Regions from separate parts of the Homo sapiens genome. Here region 2 is linked to region 1. A link is an interaction called in ENCODE POLR2A ChIA-PET data of the cell type or tissue named here. Cell type or tissue: Panc1. All regions are shown on one strand. Links, peaks and the distances in the headings refer to the core of each region. The heading gives the core; the rest is flanking DNA.

Region 1 (7,914 bases), core at 2,405-6,404:
AGAGATGCCGCGCGGGAGGAGCCGCGGGAGAGCCGCCGGACTCAGCGAGCAGAGGGTCGTGGAGCCTGATGGATCGATGAGATCTGAAAAAGAACACTGTGCGAGATTGTATTCCTGCTTATTCTTTCCAAGTTAGTAGGCAGATTGGAACTATAGAATTTATCCGTGATAATAATAAAGTTCGCATAACTTTTGTTCTGATTACAGAAACAATGTATGCTCAGGACAGAAAGCTAGAGATAAAGAGAAATATAAACAGCAAACAGGAAACCATCCCCAATCCCACATTTTTTACCAGCCTTGTCACAGCCTGGCAGATTTGAACATTAAGTTAGAACTGGAGCCATTCTTGCCTAAACCAGAGAATCCCTGAATGCAGCCGCCCCTTCTCACCCTTGTGACCGTCTCTGAGCTCCAAAGTTTGGGTTTTTTCCTTGCTCCCTACCCGGGCAGAATCTCTGCTGGCCACGAGTCCCCTTCCCAGTGGGCTGGGGGCTTTCCTTGAGATCCGTGGCCCAGATGAAATGATGGGAGAGGCCTGGATCCTCACCGCCCTCTGTGGTTTTGGTTCCTTGCCTTGTAAAAATGAAGGTAATGATTCTCAATCTGCTTCTCAAGCCACCATAAAAATTAATGGGTGGTTTGCAGAGCGTTTTGACATCCGTGGATGGACAGCGGCTGTACTTTAAGGCGCTGGGGAACATTCTACTGTTCCTCATTGCAGTGGTCATGCAGTGTAATAGGCTGCCTCTCACCTGGCCGTCCTGCCCAGGAAACAGACTCCAGGAATGTCCAGTGGAGCCCTGAGGACAATATTCCTGGTTCCTTGCTCAGTGCCCTCGGGACTCGGCCAAATCCCTCAGAGTGGGAAGCTTGGGAAGAGGCAGCGCTCTCCAATCCCCCTCCTCCACCTCTGCTTTCTGCTTGTAGGCGGATTTCTTAAAGTAAGGGGGCAGTGATATTTAGGCGGGACCCCAGATTGCCCACTGCCTGATGTTTGTGGGTCTGTGGAATGCCCGGGCCGTGCTTATCCAAAAGAACAGTTAGTTCTGGGAGGACGCATAAACTGAACAAACCTGGCTTCCTAGAGATTTGTATGGCTCACTTGTTTACTAAATGAACAATGACCGGCTGCGGAGAAGCCCAGGACACTTCTGTGAGCTTTATTATTATTTTTTTCCTGTTGTCCCAAGACTACATTTTAGTGATCTTATAAAACAATAAATAAGAACCCATGCCATTTGTTAATTCTGGGTACCAAAGGCCCAGGTGGGGAGAGGTACTTCACAGCATGCCTTTTGTCCCCAAGCACCCATGCCACCCCCACAACAACAAAGTAATCAGGGTAGAAGATCCTCTTTCTGTAACCGTCTGTCGTTTGATAGTTTCATTTTTTAAATTGTCCTTTCCACCAGCACGTGGATCTGATCAGGGTCTGTCTAGTTGCAGATCACAGCTCAAGAGGGGGTTTTGGAAAGACCCAGAAAGTGGGCTGAAAAAAATGCTGATAAAGTATCCTTCACCGGGTGCCTTGTCTGTTCATGTATTGTGCTCTTACTTTTCTCTGTGGAGGGAGGACCTTCCTGGCTTTTCTCCCTTGCTCTTGTTTGCTAATCCGGCAGCCTGGAATTATTTCCCTCTGGGCTGCTTGAATAGACTTTCTTCTTATTCTAATGCTGGATTCTAGTCTGATCATAAGATATGCGAATGGTGAATGTGGTTTACGCCCTTGAATCCTGGGAGGTGTTCCTGGTTTTAAATCCTGGGATCCTGGCCAGTTAAGAGCCCCTGGCTCCCCTGAAATTGCGTGGGAGGTGTGTGTGCTTTCTTTTCCTGGGGAGCTTCTTACAGAGCCCTTGACCCAAACAAGGTTGAGAGCTCCAGAGTGCGGCCCTGGCAGACCTCGTCCCTGGACCCTGGCTCCAGGCAGACCTCCCAGTTCCAGCCTCGTTTCAGGTACCAGCCTTGTTTTGACCGAGTAGGAGCTGCTGTTTACAACTGGCCAGCCATGTGGATTTCCCTTAGCTTTATTATTTTCAAATTGCACACCTAAATTGGGCTGTGTTGTGATTTTTCTTCTGCAAATTGGACTCAGGCCCCTGGGACATTTCCCAAGGCCCTGGAGGTGGGCATCAGGTCTTCTCTGTTGCGAGGTAGCCGCCTGACAACCAGGAATCCGAAAAGGTCACCGATCACTAAATAGAGTTCTCAGAGCACTCTCAGTGCGCGGGTCAGCTTTGCTCCTGGCCAGGAGCGAGCCTCAGGCCAAGCAACGTTTACACTCAGCTTCTGGGGAGCTGGGCTAGGTCTCTGGGCTCCCCAGCTATTTGCACGAAAGAAGCCTCACATTCTGCCACCACCCTGTGGAGCAGTGACAGAAAAACAATTCATCTAGCCCCCAAATACCCAGGGAACAATCCAGCTACTTGATTCAGTATCCTCCAGGAAGCCGAAACCAGCTCCTCGGTGGGCCCTGAGGGCGTCCACGTGTTACATAACCCAGCACCTGATCCCACCGTGACCTCGCTAAAGGGAAAAAGTCTCAATAATCAGTCTTCAGAGGGCGAGGGAGTGCAGAATATGCTTTAGAAAGAGGCTGTGTGCCGTGTTTTAAGAAGGGTAAAATCCCATGTAGAACATCACAGCCTCCCATCTTCCAGGTGAACAGTGCCTCCTGAAGTCATCAGGAAGCATATGGATTTGAGGAAGTAGAATTGCTGTATGGAATTCCTCTAATTTAAGGTTTGGGGTATTTTGAGGGATGGAAATAGGTACCACTCGTTGAGGGCTTACCATATGCTAGGCTGCATGTGTGCCCTTTTGAATCCTCACGAAAACTACCAGGGGTTTCATTTTACAGGGAAGCTACGAGAATTTAAGAAACTCCTCCAACCTTAGACTTTAATGAGTGCTTGAGTTGGGATTTGAACCTGGATCTGTCCAAGTCCAGAGCTCGTCATCACATCTCCCGGGGTGCTGAAATTAAAGAAACAAACGGCTCTCAGTCACACATTGGAGCCTGAAGATACAGGCATGCAAATAGCGGAGTGCCAGCCTCCCTCACACAATTAGAAAATAGCTTGTACTCTGAAGGTGATGAAATCTTTAAAACATGTGACGCTTTCTCAGCCTAAATGGAAGGCAGCCATTTTGCACCTTTGTTCGTGAAACCCTCACCCCGTCACCAGGGCGAAGCAAGGTTTATTTGGAAGATTGTGACTTTGAAGTTGGGATAACCCAGGATTTGGTACGATGTCTTTCCTTGTCCCGTGAAAAGAGGGTGTTTGGGCACATGGGGTCACTAGAATGAGATTAAGATTATAGGAAGGCGGTTAAGTAAATGTACAATAAGGGTTCCACCTTCCTCTTTACAATCAAATAAATGACATACTAATGAGATTATTCTTATCTGCGCAATAAAAGCTTATCTCAGGGGAGCTCTCTTTGCTGAAGCCTGTTAGCCCAACTCTTCTGTAGAGATTGAGAAGAATACTTCCTTTGAAAGGATTTTATGGTTCCAAGTTTTTATTAAATCTGCATAACTGAGGACAACCCTGCCTCTTTTTTTTTTTTTTTTGAGTTGAGATTTCTCTGTTGCCCAGGCTGGAGTGCAGTGGCTCAATCATAGCTCACTGCAGCCTTCAACTCCTGGGCTCAAGCAATCCTTCTTCCTCAGCCTCCTGAGTAGCTGGAACTACAGGTGCACACCAGCACGCCCGGGTAGTTTTTTTTTTTAAATTCTTGTAGAAATGGGGTTTCGCTATGTTGTCCAGGCTGGTCTTGAACTCCTGGTTTCAAGTGATCCTCCAGCCTTGGTCTCCCAAAGCACTGGGCTTACAGGTGTGAGGTATGTTGCCCTGCCCTTGCCCCATTTTTATGAGCAGGCAGGAAGCTTTTCTAGCCCCTCCAATGTAGGAGGTCCCTGAGCTCATAGTGTGCCGGTAAACCTGCTCTCTGAGGAGAAAGCAGAGCTTCGATTGCAGTATCTGCCAATTTCTGTGACGTAAATATTCCCACCATGGCTAATTTCTTTTTCTTTTTTTTGAGTCTCACTCTGTCACCCAGGCTGGCTGGAGTGCAGTGGTGCAATCTCGGCTCACTGCAACCTCCACCTCCCAGATTCAAGCTGTTCTCCTACCTCAGCCTCCTGAGTAGCTGGGACAACAGGCATGTGCCACCACGCCCAGAAGTTTTTGTATTTTTAGTAGAGACCGGCTTCCCCATGTTGGCTAGGCTGGTCTTGAACTCCTGACCTCAGGTGAACGGCCCAGCTTGGCCTCCCAAAGTGCTGGGATTACAGATGCAAGCCACCATGCCCAGCCTGATTTCAAACTGCCAGTTTGGGCTGGGAACATTACTAAATAGTTAACAATCTGTGTGAGCCAAGAAGAGCTGGGTCCTGCTCACCATTCATTGCACTGAGCCCACCCACACGACACCCCTGCTTCCCCTTCCGTCACCCCCATCACTTTAATGGAAGAAATTGTGGCCTCACTTCTGCTTGGTCCATGTCTGCCTAGGAGCAGTACTGAAAAAGGATTTGGGTACTACTGAGTAACCGAATTTGGCCAGCAAGAGTAGAAGGCTTCAAAACTCAGGCTGCATTTTAAAATCACCCGGGAGCTTAAAAAAACAACAATCCATGTTCCAGGCCCATCCCCAGTTGAATCAGAATGTCTGGGTGTGGGTCCAGACCTCTGTAGATTTGGAAAGCTTCCCGGGTGACTGTAATGTATATCCACGTTGAACACCAGGGATGTGGTGATGAATTTGTTCAAGAAGAAAGCTGAGGGGGTGCAGTTTGGGGCAGGGCGTGGCAGACCCTGTGTATTTGAGCCCAAGGAGGTGAGATCTCCCTTGCAGAGCAGGGAATGTTTTTCCTTAAGGCCTCGTAGAGGGTGAGGAAGTGCTGGGCTAGGAGAGGCAGGCGGAGCCCATCTTCCCCCCAACAGGTCTGTCCTCCTCCAGGGGCACGTGTCCTACACTGATGAGGTCCACATACTTGTTTGGCTTTGGTTGCTTCTGCTGGTCTAGAAAGGAAAAGAGTCTTCCTTCCAGGAAGTCAGGGGGTCAGGATGAAGCCAGGCAGACCCCCTGGGTGGGTGTGATGAGCTGTTCTCAGATATTAAAGCAGAGGGGCTTACTGGGACCACCCAGATGAAGGAAAGAGAAACCCTACCGCCCAAGGACCATAGCTGAACACTTTGTAAGAGTCCTTGAGCTTGGGTGCGCACATAAGCTGATTATTTTTTCTCCATCATAATTACCAGTAAAATTATTTTAAAATGTGAGAGCTTTCCTTGGAGGCAGTAAGCATGTGGGAGGGAAAAGTCATTCAACTTCAGAGCCAGCCATGGTGAGCGGGGCTGGGACTGGGGAGAGGCACACGAGGCCCCTGGGGTGCAGGATTCAAGGAGGTGCTCGCCCTGGGGGGGTGTCTGGGGAAGGGTCTGTCCTGCTGGCCAGAGGAGGGCTGTTTGAGAGAGGGCGGTCCTGGGCTCACTTCCTTAGAGTTGGGCAGTGAGTGTGGAAGAGCTCATACATGGGAACCTAGAGTGAAGAGCAGGGGCCAGGATCACACTGCTGGATCACCCCCAGAAGGGGCAGGAAGGCTAAGGGGGAGCCAGTGGAGGAGCAGCTGGGATGGGAGAACAAGTGCCCTGCGGGGCCCTGAAGTCAAGGAGGAGAAAGATGGGGGTAGGGGGAGAGGGGGTTGAGAGCTCAAAGCAGACGGGACAGTTCTGAGTCTATCATGTGCGGAGGATTTATGAACGGGAGGACTGGAACCCTGTCACTGTGGTAGTGGAGAAACTCCTATAATAGAAGAAATAGCACAGAGTGGAGGCCACGCAGAAGAATGTTGGTGATAAAAGAAATTGGACCGTATTTGATGGTGTGGAGACAGGGCAGGAGGGAGCCAGGGTTGGGTCAGAGGGACTGGGATTCTAGCAGGGGCGGAAAATTCTCCTTGGGGTACCCGTGCGGTGGGGAGTGGCCGCAGATGCTGAGAGGGAAGCATTGGGTGTGAATAGCTGATCACCAGGAGCAGCTGGTTAAAAGACCTTCCCCAAATGCTTTCTCAGATCATAACATCTGCAACTTTTTCCCACTAGCCTTTGTGGAGGGCTGGCTGGGGGGCCCATTTGTCCTTAAGACTCAATTCAGCAGACTCACTTGCTCTTCCAGGCCCAGTTCACACTGCCTTCTCAGACACACCCGAGGAACCTGCACCTGGGTCTGCCTGTGTCCTAGCTTTCTTACCTGTCTGTTGTCCCCCTAGGCAGGGCGCTGCTTGGGGGCAGTTGCATTTTATTATCTCTGCATCCTCCATACACAGGAGCCCCTCAGACACCATGCCCAGTGCATGAAAGAGCTGGCAGAGAGAGAGAGAGAGCCTGGACAAGGTGAAAACTTAGGGTGGTGACTTCATACAGCCATGTAGTGACAACTCCAATATTCTCTTCTTGACATCTTGGCAGTAAAACTTACAATATATGATAGAAGTAATTCCTCCCTATGAATAATAAACGGCTTACTTATAAATACTGTCCAGTGGCCATCCCCGTAGTTCTGTGCAATTTAATTTTTAATTCAGGTAGGTTTACCTTGCCTTTGTTTACCCATTTTCCACTGTTGCCCTTTGTAAGAGGATTTGACTTTTTTTTTTTTTTTTTTGAGACGGAATCTCACTCTTGCCCACGCTGGAGTGCAATGGCACGATCTCGGCTGATTGCAACCTCCGCCTCCTGGGTTCAAGTGATTCTCCTGCCTCAGCCCCCCAAGTAGCTGGGATTACAGGCGCATGCCACCATGCCTGGCTAATTTTTGTGTTTTCAGTAGAGGTGGGGTTTTACCATGTTGGCCAGGCTGGTCTTGAACTCCTGACCTCAGTTTATCTGCCCACCTCGGCCTCCCAAAGTGCTGGGATTACAGGCATGAGCCACCTTGCCCGGCGAGGATTTGATTTTTTAAAAGCTTTAAGATTAAGAGATAAATGGAGTATTATTAAAATGCATGTACATTTAAGCATTTTTAAATCCTGCTAACAATCATAGTTGATGTACAAGTGCCGTCAAATATTTGTATGTGTCCTGTGCATAAATGGGAAATAAGGGTACGGTATTCAGATCTAACTGAAAATAATGATTGGAGCTGATGTAATACTTACACATAATTCATGTAGAATGCTAGGCCCAGGGCCTATGCCCCATTGCAAAGTGGTGAATACAGATATGGTTGTGGTTCTTCCTGCTGTGGTCTGGTCTCACGTTTCCTTACCCCTGTCCCAAATATCCCCTCTAGCAAGTTGGGTTTTTGTTTTTATCTTGTGGTTTGAGGAATCGATATTTCAAATGTTTGTAAGAGGAATGCTCTGTTCCGGTTCAGTACAGAGCAGCAGCCATTGGTTCTCTCCTTTACAGTGTGGGACTAGGACATCAACACAATTTTGAATTTTGGTCTCATTTCAGGCCTGTGTGAGGGGGTGCTGACTCTGGGTGACATCAGGAGATCAGGCACTGGCTAGTCATCACAAACAGAATCCCAAGAGTTCACTTAGTGCCCATTTTTGCTTATATGTGTATCTTATTGGAGCCACCTGTGATTTTCAGAACTGCTGAATTGGGGGAAAGCAGACGCAACTGTTTGGGGCCACGTGCGCACACACTTGAAATGCTCAGTTGCACTGTGTAATGTAGGATTTTTCCGTGGTTTTGGATTCTTCCCATTTTTGTTGGCCTTTTCCCTGTGTTACGCACTGAGACACTTCTGTACACAGCTGTTTCTTCGAAATCAATCAAATTTGAAACAGCCTGATTTGCAAAACTGAAAGTTGTTGTATGGAGGAAGATCCTTGGTAAGAATTACATGGCTCACGTATCATGTTCTTCTTACATTGTTTTTTGTTTCCCAGCC
Region 2 (7,914 bases), core at 1,790-5,789, 290 kb before region 1:
GGACCCGCTGAAGCCATGGCAGAAGAACATAAATTGTGAGGATTTCATGGACATTTATTAGTTCTCCAAATTTTATAATTTCTTATGCCTGTCTTTACTGCAATCTCTGAACATAAATTGTGAAGATTTCATGGACATTTATCACTTCCCCAATCAATACTCTTGTGATTTCCTATGCCTGTCTTTACTTTAATCTCTTAATCCCATCATCTTCATAAGCTGAGGAGGATGTATGTCACCTCAGGACCCTGTGATGATTGTGTTAACTGCACAAATTGTTTGTAGAGCGTGTGTGTTTGAACAATATCAAAATCTGGGCACCTTAAGAACAGGATAACAGCAATTTTCAGGGAACAACGGAGATAACCTTAAAGTCTGGCTGCCTGTGGGCTGGGCAGAACAGAGCCTTATTTATCTTCTTTCAAAAGCAAATAGGAGAAATATCTCTGAATTCTTTTTCTCAGCAAGGAACATCCCTGAGAAAGAGAATGCGTCCCTAAGGGGAGGCCTCTAAAATGGCTGCTTTGGGGATGGCTGTCTTTTACAGTCGTAGCTGTAGGGATGAAATAAGCCCTGGTCTCCCGTAGCATTCCCAGGCCTATTAGGACAAGGAAATTCCCGCCTAATAAATTTTGGTCAGACCAGTTGTCTGCTCTCAAACCTTGTCTCCTGATAAGATATTATCACTGAAAATGCATGCCTGAAACTTCATTAGCAATTTTAATTTCGCCCCAGTCCTGTGGTCCTGTGATCTCGCCCTGCATCCATTTGCCTTGTAACATTTTATTACTTTGTGAAGCATGTGATCTCTGTGACCCACACCATATTCATACACTCCTTTCCCTTTTGAAAATCACTAGTAAAAACTTGCTGGTTTTACAGCTCAGGGGGCATCACGGAACCTGCCAACATGTGATGTCTCCCCCGGATGCCCAGCTTTAAAATTTCTCTCTTTTGTACTCTTTCCCTTTATTTCTCAGACTGGCTGGCACTTAGGGAAAATAGAGAAGAACCTACGTGAAATATTGGGGGTGAATTTCTCCCGATAATGAATGTGCCTCAAGAAGAGTTTGAAGGCCTTTGTACATCCATGTCTCTCAAAGAACACCAAGTGGACCCACATGAACTCTCATAGCATCTCCTGGGGAAGCCTGGGGTGTGAAAAAAGGGCAGGGGTCCTGGGTTCCACAGAAAGCTACTCAGCCAAGTCCTGAGGAGCCCATTTTGGGGAAGGGCTTGGAGCCTGGGGCTACCATGACACACCCTGAGCACAGGGGCAGAAGCAGGGGTGCTTCTCCATGAAGTCAGGGCAGGGTCAACACCAAACCCCACCCAAGATCAACCCACACAGCCCTCAGGCCAAGACCACATCATTAGGGGTTCACAGCTCTTCCCACCACAGTCAGCGGAAGGAGCTCCATGAGCAGTGTCAGGACTTGGCTGCTGGAGGATTCCGAGTCAGAGAAGATTCTGGTCCTGGAAACAGCACTGTAGGTAGTGCTTTGGATGAAAGATGAGCTGCAGCTGGGAAGCTCTCCAGCTAGCAGGCTTCTGAGAGAAAGCATGGTTGTGATGACAGGAAAAAGGACAATTGCTCCATGTTTCCACCACAGTAAGTGGACTTGTCCCCATCTGAGTGACACTGCTCAGATTGATTTTCCTAAGCACCCACAGGATGCCCTTTTTTCTCATGGACAGATTTGGCTCTAGACTGGCTAATACCATGGGTCTGGGCATATCTTTGCACATCTCTGATATTATCCACTAAGCGTGGACTTTTAATTTTAACTCTCAGGGTTTAAGGGGTTGTCTGTTTGAGTACTAAGTCAAAATTTGACTCCTTTTTAACTATATGGTTTTTAAAAAATCAAACCCTGTCTATCCTCTGTTTTGGGGTGGCTGATCTTGCTGATGCCCAAACACAAAGGAAAACCCCAAGCTCTTCGCAGAGCTGAGCATCAGCCTGCCTAGGGAGGCATTCAAAGGCCATGGGAAGCTGGAGATTTGTTTCCCTCCCTCTTTTCTTTTCTTTTCTTCTTTTCTCTCCTTCCTTCCTTCCTCTTTCTTTCTCTTTCTTTTTTCTTTCTCTCTCTTTCTCTTTCTTTCTCTATCCCTCCCTTCCTCCTTCCCTCTTTTCCTTCCCTCCCTTCCTTTCCTTCCTTTCTCCTTCTTCCTTTCTCTTTCTTCCTTCCTTTCTTTCTTTCTCTCTCCCTTTCCTTCTTTTTCTTTCTTTATTTTGTTTGAAAGACAGGGTCTCACTTTGTTGCCTAGGCTGGAGCACTGTGGCACAAAAATGGCTCACTACAGCCTCCATCTCCTGGGCTCAAGTGTTCCTCCTGCCTCAGTTTCCCAAATAACTGGGACTACAGGTGTGCACTGCCACCTGTAGTGGGCTAATTTTTTAATTATTATTTTTTGGAGAGACAAGGTCTCACTACGTTGCCAGGCTGGTCTCAAACTCCTGAGCAATCTTTCTGCCTTGGCCTCCCAAAGTGCTGGAATTTCAGGCGTGAGCCACCATGTCTGGCCTATTTCTTTATCTTTTGATTTCTTTCTTTGTCTTTTTATTTTATAAAGTTTTACTTCAGTTTGTTTATTTTTACCCAGTCTGCTCTTTAAGCTTCTGGTCTTAGCATTTTATTTTGTTTCTATCTATCTGTTTGAAGTGGTTTGTTTTCTCAATTAGTTCACGATGTTTATCTTACTGTTTTGACACTTTGATTGTAGCCTTCTCATCTTTAACATGAATTTGTTTTACTTTTGCATTTGGTTTCGTTTTTCTATTCACCTCTGTTTTTCCTAAAGTTTTGTCTGTTTTCATTGTAGCTTCCCATCATTCCCTCCATTGCTTTAATTATCTCTTTACCATTTATTTTATCCTGTTATTATTTAATTGTTGTATAGAGATTTAGTTCTTGATTTTAGGAATTCTAGCCATGGAAGGCTGGTGTCAGAGTGACAGATGAGGGAAAGCTGTCATAGGGCCCTGAACACGTCACACCCACTTTATTAGGAAGCCAAGCGACAGTGGAATGAATGTGCACTTGCCATGTGTACCCGGGATCTCAGAAACGGGTCCCACGGTAATGAATGAGCAACATTTATTCTCATGGTAGCCCATTCTCCCCAACCCCCAAAAAGGAGAATCTAAAAAGCTTGTTTTTAGAATTCTTGGTGTTCTGACAATGTATACTACTGAAATTCGGGAGGAAAAACCTAGGCACATTAGGATCTCATATCCAATTGTATCATGGGTTGTCCGGAAGAAGACACCAATAAACAAATCTTCCTTTTAGTCTATTCATAATAGGATTTAGGTTGTTATCTGAACAGAAGGGGTCAGAAATAGGAGAAGATAGGAGAAGTTATTTTGATAAATGGGCAATGGCTTACTTATGAAATCCTGAGCATAGGTCTCCTTCTCCAAGTCGTATTTGGTGTGGGACAGTCCACTTTCCTGCTGTGGAAGACACCGTGGGGTCAATAAAACCACTGGTGATCCTGCAGGCTGAGCAGGTCTCACCTCTTTACTTTAGCTCAGGATTCTAAAGAAGTCTTGGCCAAAGGAGAATACTCCGCTTCACCAGGGAGCAAAACCATTTCCATTGTTGTCCCTTGATCAACAAACCTTAGACAGAATCCAATAGTACCATTTTGCAATGCTGTATTTTAATTGCTGAGAGAGGTAAAAGTCATCAGAAATCTTGCAAATGAGCCCCGATGTTGCTGAAATCAGCATTTTCCAATCTGTATACACAGGTATTTATAATTGTCCAGTGTTTCACTGTATGTCGGCAGAGGCTGATAGTGATTAAGATGGTAGGAAAAAATGTCATAACCATAAAGCTGGAGAAAATTGAAGTGCAATGTGCTCTTCAGACAGCAAATGGAAAAATAAATGGGTCAAGTTCTCATTTTGGCAATTCAGGGGGAAATTTTTTGAAGTAATGAAGGGAACTAGAATTAGATAGGATGAGAAATTGGCTCATGAATTGAAAGGCATCGTCTGTATCCTAAGTAATAAGAAATTCCAGACGTCGGCTAGAGTATTCACCTTGCCCTGATGACATCTCAATAGAGTCTTCAAATGTTTATTGCAAGGGAATGTAAAAATTTTATAGGCAAAACATATTAGCTAACAAAGCACTGGATTATAACAAAAAGGAAAATAGCTTTCATTAAGTCTATATAACGCATCTAGCACTTCCCCACTCATTTTAAGGTGATTGTGTGATTTCATCCTCTCAAGAACTCTGTTGCTGCAAACAACGAATATGAGGCTAAACACTTAAGCTTCTTGTTCAAGCTCACACAGCTGGGAAATGGCACACCTGGGTCCTCAAGCGAGGAACCCTGAACACAGATGCTTTTCCATTTGATCACACCCTTCCCAAGATTCTGAGCTAGGTTCAGCCACAGGCCGGCAGTGTGACCTCCACTCTACTCTGGGTTACCGCACACCTGCAGTGAGGTACACATTGCTAGAAGTAGGATTGGAAGCTGGATAGGCTGTTCCTGCCTCATGGTATTTACCACCTGATAGGGCCTCCAGCAATCAGCAATTCACCATATCCATTAAAAAAACATCAGCGAAGTCATTTAATTTCTTAGCTATCCAATTTCTTCATCTGCAGAGTGAGAAATGTTTAACCTTTCAGTGATTCAGAACTAAGAGCATGCAAAAAAGTCACCTACAAAGGTTTTGAAAAATTGAGTTATCAAGGCCCTACTCCAAACCGGCTTTTGAGTTGAGGCCTAAAACATGTAATTTGGAAACTTCCTTAGACGATTCAATTCAAACCTGTATTGTAAGAACCAATAGAAATGCTGACTCCAAATTCCTTTCTAGGACTCAGGTGCTAGTTTTATCTTTAGGAGATCTTTAAATATCTCTCCGTTATCCAGCATTTATACTTGAACACTGGCAGAAAAAATGCCTACTGACATTGGACTACCAGGTATTGGAGTGACTTCTGAAAAAGAAAAGGATTCGCCATCTTCACACGGGGTTACAAGTTGAAACTTTCCCCTTAGCAGAATACACAGCTAACAAGAGCCTTTCGGCTGGGCGCGGTGGTTCACGCCTGTAATCCCAGCACTTTGGGAGTCTGAGGCAGGCGGATCACGAGGTCAGGAGTTCAAGACCAGCCTGACCAATGAGGTGAACCCTTGTTTCTACTAAAAATACAAAAATTAGCCAGTCATGGTGGCGTGCGCCTGTAATCCCAGCTGCTCAGGAGGCTGAGGCAGGAGAATCGCTTGAATTCAGGAGGCGGAGGTTGCAGTGAACCGAGATCACACCACTGTACTCCAGCCTGGCTGACAGAGCGAGACGCCATCTCAAAAAAAAAAAAAAAAAAAAAAAACGAAAACGGAAACAAAAAACAAAAAACCTTTCATGTCAAGCAAGGAAATGAAGAAATTCCGATGCAAGGTCCCTCCACCAAAGAAATTCAAGTTCCAAACATGCTGCTGGGGAATGGGCTTCTGCCTAGTAGAAAAATCTAGTATTTGGCCCAGGGTGATGGGAAGAAAGGGAAAGCAAGATTAAGAATTTACAGATATCATTGGGCAGGAAGTGAACTTCAGACCGTGCAATCTGGAGTATGAGCAAAACTGAACTGGTTTTTGGAGGGGCAGAGAAGCTACCAAAATCATCCAGATCATATGTATGCAAAACACATCATTTTAGAAAATGTTTGCAAAAGGAGAGAACTTCAAGCCAAAATTACTCTTCCTGAGTTTTCCACAAGTAGCCACAGACTTTGTAATAAGGAAGGAAATTGAACACAATGAACACAGAATTCCATCTACACACAAAAATTCATGGAAAATCACTTCAAAGTAAGGGGAAATGCGATGATGGTAAATTACAATTCAAATTACTACCAGATCAATGTTATTTTTCCTATTAGATTTTATTTTTCCTTCTCTGCTTCTGTAAGCTGAGGCTGTGAGAACAGGGGCTGCCTTGCTTCGATACTTAAGCCAAAGTTGGCCCATGAGATTGTAGAAAGGTTAACCGGCTCTGCAGCAAGAAAAACATAGGAAGGCTATGAATTAATCTATTCACTGTCTTCCCCCTCATTCGTTCCCACATAGCCCCCATTATCTTCCATGAACCTAAACAGCCAGTGCTGTGTCACTACTGGTGGACCTCCCAAGAGCTTCCTCTGTCCCTAAAAGTGGGGCGCCAATTCATACCCAGGAAGAGCAACCACAGCTTCCACCCTCTCCCTACATAAAAATTATAGCCATTCCAGGGATACTGCTGAGCATGGACTAGCAAGACCCAAACTGGGGGACATGGTGTACCAGAAAACCTGGGAGCACACCTTGGACCCAGTCCAAGAGGCGCAGAGGCAATATCCCAATGGAAGCCACCAAGAGGCAAACCAGGAAAACAGGAGCTAACATCAGGAATCTGCCAGGCAGAACAACCAACAGGGGGCAGTGACTCCAAATTGACTATAGGAGGTGCTGGCCTGATTCCGGGAGACAGCAGGACCCTCAACCTCTTGGGTGTATATGCTTCCAAGAAGATGAATGTGTGTGTCTCTATGGGCACCACTGGGCCTCCAGTGCATTCCATATGGGACCCTACCTCTTTCTGGCACCTGTAGTCAAGCTGCCCTTTCCTATGGGGACCTAAGGGTAAGCCTCATATCAGGCCCTTCTGAAAAGTCCCCAGCACCTATGTTGGAACTTCACCATTATACTTCCCTTTGAATCTGTGCTATTTTGCAAAGTAAAAAATACCTCTTCTTTGCCATGAGTTGGGCTATGTCTTAACTCCCTTGTAAGATGATAAAATCCTTGAAGGAAATTGCTTTTGTCTTACTCATCTTTTTCTTAATCACCCTCCCCACTATGTATTGAATGCACACGATTGCCTTAAGTGGAATCCAGGGACTTTCCCTCGGTCGCTGAAAGTGTGGTTCCAACAAGCAGCAAAACACCCTCAACTCAGACTCCAGCTCCTTAGGGCCTAGAAGGATTCCAGGTAAAATATTGCCTTGCTTTTTAAGTCAGGCAGTAGAAAGGGTCCAGGCTCCACACTCACATAGGAGGTGCCACCCTTCCCTAGAGCATCGATTTTTTGCTCATGCTTTACATAGACATCATTTTTATTATTAAACAGATATAAATACATTATAGAAAACAAAATTCTACATATTTCTTATACAAAACATGAGTCCTCACATGACTGTCAATATCTCAATGTACCCTGCTCTGCCATTAAGACAACTCACTGCAATATGTAATCCTCAACATAGAAGCATGAACAGAAACGTGACCTTGTTTTACCATTGCCAGACCTAGGCTTTACATGATGCTGCTTAAATGAGACACACGGCTACCCCTGGGCTTAGCAAACCAGAAGCCCAGAGGGGAATCTCTCGGAAGAATAAGTACATGAATCTATATGAAAGCCTTCCTAATCCACGGTGCTCAGTCACAGGAAGGCTTCAGTAGGTGTCACTGCAATGGCGTGGTCACCTCTTTGCTACATGGAGTGGGCTGCTGCCAGGCTGGGCTCAGCTGCGTCCCCCTGGGGTCTCCCTTTTTGACATCTTGTGTTTGGTCTTTGCAGGGAACTGATTCCCTCGCTCTTTGTCGCAAGCTGCAAAGCCAGCACTCAGCTCTGAGATGAAGGCAGGATAAGCAGCAGGACCTCCCCGGTAGTGAGCAGATGGATTAGGACTAATTTTGCAAAGGTGAGGGGGGAAGGTTGCCATGGGATCCTAGCTCTGAAGAATGGCAAGCAGATGTGGGGAGTGCGGGGGTTGGGGGAGGCAGTGGGAATCCTATCCAACTCAGTGTGCTTTCCAATTAGGAGCCTTTCAAGTTAAGGCCTCCTTCAGGTCACCTTCAGCCACTTCTTGAAGGTTAAACAAGTCTTGCTTCTAGTGT

What was found. ChIA-PET counts read pairs that join two places held together with the same protein. Peaks named below come from ENCODE experiments on the same cell type or tissue, not always from the same donor. Only the 100,000 strongest peaks of a DNase experiment are listed, where the experiment ranks them.
Region 2: POLR2A ChIA-PET joins it to region 1 with 11 read pairs; 6 of 35 experiments call an interaction of 5 or more read pairs at or near these places.

Annotation. Positions count from the first base shown.
Region 1 is chr2:234,952,997-234,960,910 of GRCh38, forward strand. All of the region lies in intron 1 of SH3BP4 (SH3 domain binding protein 4), which reads left to right. Among named protein-coding and RNA genes, the nearest start is that of SH3BP4, 4.9 kb to the left of the region's middle. RefSeq lists an enhancer at 1-123. In Panc1, for the core only: no CTCF peak of the experiment used is centred there; no DNase peak of the experiment used is centred there; H3K4me3 peaks cover 923 bases; H3K27ac peaks cover 4,000 bases.
Region 2 is chr2:234,663,384-234,671,297 of GRCh38, forward strand. No RefSeq gene overlaps it. Among named protein-coding and RNA genes, the nearest start is that of LINC01173, 15 kb to the right of the region's middle. In Panc1, for the core only: no CTCF peak of the experiment used is centred there; no DNase peak of the experiment used is centred there.